Linked DNA regions of Homo sapiens: region 1 is linked to region 2. A link is a contact called in ENCODE Hi-C or POLR2A ChIA-PET data. All regions are on one chromosome and are shown on one strand. Each heading gives the region's core, a stretch centred on a gene start or an enhancer-like site at or near the end of the contact. The rest is flanking DNA. Distances are from core to core; before and after follow the strand shown.

The links. Hi-C counts contacts between places; a loop is a spot of excess contacts on that map. ChIA-PET counts read pairs that join two places held with the same protein, here RNA polymerase II (POLR2A). Pooled maps may share reads with other maps.
Region 1: a pooled map shows a loop between it and region 2 (1.8-fold over the local background). The contact joins two enhancer-like sites. A Hi-C loop is called at or near these places in 3 of 168 maps with a recorded cell type or tissue (CD14-positive monocyte, heart left ventricle and sigmoid colon) and 5 of 50 pooled maps. POLR2A ChIA-PET finds 5 or more read pairs at or near these places in 1 of 52 experiments (A673).

Annotation. Positions count from the first base shown.
Region 1 is chr15:70,163,824-70,166,546 of GRCh38, forward strand. No RefSeq gene overlaps it. Among named protein-coding and RNA genes, the nearest start is that of TLE3, 67 kb to the left of the region's middle. Within about 2 kb of position 1,273, at least 16 of the 41 ENCODE cell types and tissues checked have a DNase peak (open chromatin) inside an H3K27ac peak, as active enhancers do.
Region 2 is chr15:70,257,618-70,260,731 of GRCh38, forward strand. No RefSeq gene overlaps it. Among named protein-coding and RNA genes, the nearest start is that of TLE3, 160 kb to the left of the region's middle. RefSeq lists enhancers at 1,309-1,398, 2,457-2,536, 2,567-2,786 and a silencer at 2,087-2,246. Within about 2 kb of position 1,539, at least 11 of the 41 ENCODE cell types and tissues checked have a DNase peak (open chromatin) inside an H3K27ac peak, as active enhancers do.

The sequences.
Region 1 (2,723 bases), core at 23-2,522, 94 kb before region 2:
TTACTACATCAGCACTAAGACAAAGGGACAAGCTCTGGACCAAGAATTAGGAGGCTGGCTCAGGGCTAGTTATTTTTCTGGGTCTTGGATTCCCCATCTGGGAAACATGGAACCAACAGTATCTATCTGCTTGGACTACCATGCAAGTCTGCACATGATCTAACTCCAAAGGAGTTGGTCACCCAGATGTTCCTTTTGGGGCTCCTGGGGGCTTCCGGTGCGCTCTTGCACTCGCGCGCTCTCTCTCTCTGTCTCTCTCCCTGAGGTGAAGACATAAGAGGCAGCAGATGGCCAGGACCTTTGCTGTGGTCCCAGGAGCCCTCACTGGGTAAATAACACTGACTCCCAGTAAGCCTGGAAATTTCCATTCTTTAGGGAGAACATTAGTGAGCATAGTGCCAGCCACTATTTTAGTCACTTTTAACCCAGGCTGCCTGGCTCCAAAGACCACACTCTCTTGCCCACTACATGGTATTGCCTCTTGTGAAGCACACACATAATATTCAGTATGTGGCTCTGGAGTGGGACTGTGTATCAGTTAGCTATTGCTGTATAACAAGTAAGTCTAAAAACTAAGTGGTTTATTTTTCACAATTCTATAGGTTGTCTGGGCAGTGCCTCTGCTGCTTTCTGCTGGGCTCATTCGCTCAGCTGCATTCAGCAGGAGGGTGGGCTGGAAGGGCTGCTGGACTGGGGAATCCACCGTGGCTTGATGCACATGTTTGATGCTGGAGTGCCTCAGTTCTCCTCCAAGTGTCCTCTCACCCTCCAATAAGATAGACAAGCAGCCTTGGGGCAGCATCCCAAGGGCAAGAGCAGAAGCTGTCAGGCCTTTGGGGCCCAGGCTGCTGAACTTGCTGGTACCTTTCCATCACATCCTGTTAGTCATGGTGAGTCCAGATTGACTGGACGAGGGAAACAGATCCCACCTCTTGATGGAAGGAACCTCAAAGACATTGTGGACATATTTAATTTGCCACAAGATGCCTGGGTTTAACTCTCAGTTTGGACACTTGCTAGTTGTAAACTTGAGCTTTTCACTTAACCTGTCTGAACCTCAATCTCCTTCTCTGCAAAATGGGGACAATCCTAATCCCCCTTGTCAAGTTTTATGACGACTAAGTGAGAAAAGGGCATGAAGTGCTTTGCCCAGTACCTGAGACATAAGCGCCCATTGTGATTATATTAATAGACCCTGCTCTTACTCGTCCATGACCTCAGGGCAGAAAAGGACTTTGAGGAATTCAGAGAGGCCTGGTGCCCTGGCCAGCTGACAGCAGAGCCTGACAATTAGCTAGGTCTCCCGACTCCCCGTCCAGTGTTCTTTCTGCCACACAAGCTGCCACTCTTAGACTGAGCACAAAAGACAAATCTTCCAGTCTGGGGATGGCAGATCGATTTTCTCACCCTTGCTGGCTGTGATTGATTGGTGGTGCTGCCCTGAGTTCTGCAGTGAGAAAAGCTGTGAGGTCTGGCCCCAGCTCAGTGGGAAGGAGGGCCAGGATCGATCGGTGATGTTTGCCCTGGGTGCAGTCGCGGGGCGGGGGCACACACGCAGTTTGCTTGCCATTCCTGCTCTGGTCTTAGCTCTGACCTCACCCCTGTGGCTGTACTAGGTGCTGGGTGAACAACGTGCTCCAGGCCTTTCATGTCACAGAAGAGGACGCAAGGTCCGGACTGGTCAGGAGATTGGCCTCATGGTCACACAGCAGGATGTTTCCTGGTCAGTGACTTTCCCATGTTTCCATTCTTCCCAGATCCCTGGGGAGTCTGGACAAGTGTGTGTCTGGCTCCTGTGGCCTGAGTTTCCAATTCCCAACTAAGAAAGGTAGAGATTCCAGGGCTTTCTGCTCTGGCTCAGGCCTCAGGCAGGGGGTCCTTAAAGCACCAGCATGGGGAAAAAGGCTTCTCGGCTCTTTGTTTGGATTCAGACAGGGCATTTTCAAGTTTCTTGAGATCACAGTGGAGGCCAGCCAATTCTATTTTCACTCGAGGCTCAATCATCTCTTTCCCTGGTCTTCTGCACACACGGGCTGGCGTGAACTCAGATGCGGCAGGCCCACAATTAGGAGAGAGGGAGGAGTAGTTACTCAGGCGCTCAGGGCCAGCAGGTTTGGAGCACCCTTTCCGAGGCAAAGACATGACACAAATCTTCCCACTGCCCAGCCAATTCCTCCTCGTGTATCTGCCTGGGGTGACACTCAGACAAGGTCTGCACTCAGGCCCAGCCATTAAGGAATTCATTAATCAGAATCCTGTTTACAGCTCTCTGGCAAGCGATCATAATTTACTGGCTCAAGCCAGACCCTGGGCCTTCCTGCAAACTGCTGTGACATTTGGTAAAAATATCAGCTGGGGACTGGGCCAGGCCGGGAGGTGTGTATGCAATTCATGCTGACTTGTGAAACAGAGGTGCTGTGTGGGTCACAGGCACTAGGGAAGGCTGGAGGACAGGCTGTCACTGGTTCCAGGTGTCACCTTGGACAAGTCACTTCCCTGTCATCTCACATCTGTATTGCAAGAGGTTTGGAGTAAGTCAGATGGCAAGTCTGTCAGCCCACAGACTCGCCCCTTGTGCTCTGCACAGGATCCACTAGCATGGGTTTTTTTTTTTTTTTTTAAATAAAACAATAGAAAATGGAATCCCTTGCCAACATTTACAAACTGCAAATTTCACTTGAAAATCTAGATTTCTGGTACATGGGGAGTGTACTCCTATCTGG
Region 2 (3,114 bases), core at 289-2,788:
ATAGGAGAGCGGCAGGCTGCATTTTCCTGGTGAGGCTAAGAATTGCTGCCTTCCATCTTCCTCTTTTCAAAGGAAGAGCTGGTCCTGAGGGCCCCAAGGTCCAGGGTGAGGAGGGCATGTGGCTGCTTCCTCATGACAGGAAGGACTGGGTAGTGACACAGGACACATGGGGGCAGGGGCACAAAGCGACTTCCGTGAGACCTAGCTCAGGGAGCTGGTCATATGGCCTAGCAAGGATGGCTCCTCAGGCTGGGCTCGTGGTCTCCCATCTCACTGGGTGTCTGAGACTCAGGTATTGCTGGGTGGTTGGGGGAGCTGCAGCGTTTCCTTACCCAGGGGCCATCTGAGGGGTTCAGGCTTGAGTGCTTTTGGTCCTGCATTTCCTGAGCACCTGCCAGGTGCGAGGCACCCACAACTTCATTGCTCCCACAAACTTCCTGCAGGTAGACCTCATTGCTCTACATTTCAGGTGAGAAAAACTAAGTCTCAGAGAAGTTAACTAACTGCCCAGGGTCCACAGCCAAGGGAAAGCAGAGCAGGGTGGAAACCCTAAGTCACCATCTGTGAGCTGGTGCTCACACACGTGGTGGTCCTCCACCACGCCATGTCCCTTGGCCACCTGGGGCTCATCTTTTAGAGGGAAAAGCTGTGAGCTGGGTGCTCCTCCACTACTCCATGTCCCTTGGCCACCTGGGGCTCTTCTTTTAGAGGGAAAAACAGAGGGACAGAGAGGATAAATAAACCGAGGGGCCATTTAACAAAGTGGTGAAGGGCTCTGGACCAGACTGGGTTCAAATCCTGGTTCCGCCACTCAGTAGCCAGTGGCCCCAGGTGAGTTATTTAACCTCTCTTTGCCTCGGTTTCCTCATCTGTAACATGGAGACAGTGGGTCCTAACTCAGGTGCTGCCAGGACGTTAAGAGTTGCATGCTTGGCACAGCGCCAGAAACGTGGCGAGTACTTGGTGGTCGTCAGCTGCCACTGCTGCCATGACAGGTAGACAGCATGGTAGTCAGAAGCCGGGCATCCCTTGCTCCACCCCTGACTCTCCTGCCTGCACAAGATGCAGCCCTCTCCTCTCGGAGCCCTTCTTAGAGGAAGCTTGCGGGGTGGTGTGTGTTTCTCTCACTGAGTCTGAAGCCGACCTCAACCCCAGCCTGAGCCAAATGTCACCGGAAAGGCATGGCCTGTGGTTTGCTGACGCCCCCGCCTCACCAGCCCTGGAAGCCTGCTGTGCTCTTGGGGCCCCAAAGGCAGAGGGCCTGGCTGGGCCAGCTCATGAGGTTGGAGGCTCTAGAAACCAGGCGGAAGGGACGAGGGTGGCAACCAGATTGGGTCCTCAGTGAGGGGCTGGAGAGGTGAGTGGTTAGAGCAGGTCAGGCTGTGCAGAGGGCCCAGGCCGTCTGGGGTGCTGGGCCATTTGTCCATCTTTCTGCCTACTTGTTCTTCCCTCTGCCTGGGAATTCCTCACGTGTGAGTTTCTCGCTTCTAAGGCAGCTGCCACTTACTGGTTTTCCTGCTCCTCGGCAGCCAGAGCTCAGTCACGTGACCTCAGCTCTGCTAGCAGATATGCTCACGTGGGACCTCAGCCTGCAGTCAGGCGTCTGAAGAAGCAGATGCTGTGAGACCCCCGTCCAGCAGGAGTGCCAGCTGCTGGGCCCCCTCTCCCAGGGGCAGCTGTGGGCGGGACTCAGGGTTGGCACCCGGTGCCCAGCGTCCATGGTAGAAAGTGTGCTGGCTGAGAGTACCGTGGTGACCCCATGGCCAGTCCTACAGGGTGGCTTTAGGATTGGGTCCTGGTGGTGTGGCCTTTATGTTTGGGTCTCTAGTCCTCGCAGAGACTGACCAAGGGCTCAACTGAAAATCATTTAATAAATGCCTTTTTTCCTTAAACAGATGGGATTTCTGTTGTTTCTTCTGTCCTGTGTGCCTCCCCCACTCCCTATCTAATGGATTATCTTTGGGGAAATTCAAACGGGCTTCTGAAGGACAGCTCCATGCTGTGCTTTTTGTGCCTGGCATTTATACAGATGAAATCAAGTTGAAATCAACATGGAGGGCTGCCTTGACCTGGAGGTGTGTGTGTGCCCGCATGTGCACGGGTGTAGCCACAAAATGAGGATGTGCAGCTTGAGAATGGGGTGTGAGAGAGGTGGGTGCAATCTCAATGCCTGGCCGTGAGGCAGGTGGGTTTGGGACTGAGTGTGTGAAGCCATGTTCTTCCTGTACCAACTGCTGCCTCCCCATTTCTGCATCCTGGTGCAGGGCCTTGGGCTTCTAACTCCCACCGTCTACCGGGACCTGAGCAGCACCAACCACAAGAGGGCAGACAGACAGACCACCCACAGGCTACCTCCGGGCCTCCTCTGGATGACCAACTCCTTTATGCCCAGGCCTGTGTCAAGCACTGGGTAGGGCTGGGGTAAGGCTGGGGAAAAAAAACCAGTAGGGACTCATTGCATTATAGGATTCCAGGGAGGGAAGGTACCTGTGTGACCATGCATTGTGCTTTAGCCACAGTGCTTTGCTTTCCAGTAAAATCTATTTCAGCCCAACCAAAGCCAAGCTGTTCTGGGGGGCATCTCCCCAGCCCTTCCCAAGGACTCTGCACACCAGGACCAGACAATGATCTTTGTTTCAGAGAAAGGAAACTGCAACCTGGAGGTGGGTGGTGACTTGCTCAAGATCTCCCAGTGAGTTACCCACACAGCTCCCTCTAGTCTCCAGGGTAGAGAGTTTATGTGCATATGTGCGTGAGCGTGCAGACACACACAGGCACATATGTGCACACTCAGACAATGGACTGCGTGAAGGGTCTTCACCCTCTGTCTTCCACAAGGCCTGCTGTCCCCTCTGCTGGCCTAGACACTGACCACACTCATTCTGCTGCTGCAGTCCAGAGAGTCCTGTTCTCAGGTCCTAGGGGCTTTCACAGCCAGGCCACAACATCAGCAAAGGAGAACATTCCAGAAGTCTGGTGCGGCAGCCCTAGGGTTGGAGTTTCATGGGTTGGAAGGTTTGGTTCTAGCACAGGAGAGGGAACCAGACACTGTGAGGGAAGGAGATTAGGAAGGACCCAAGCAAGGGGAGGGAGGAGAGAGTGGGAACGAGAAAG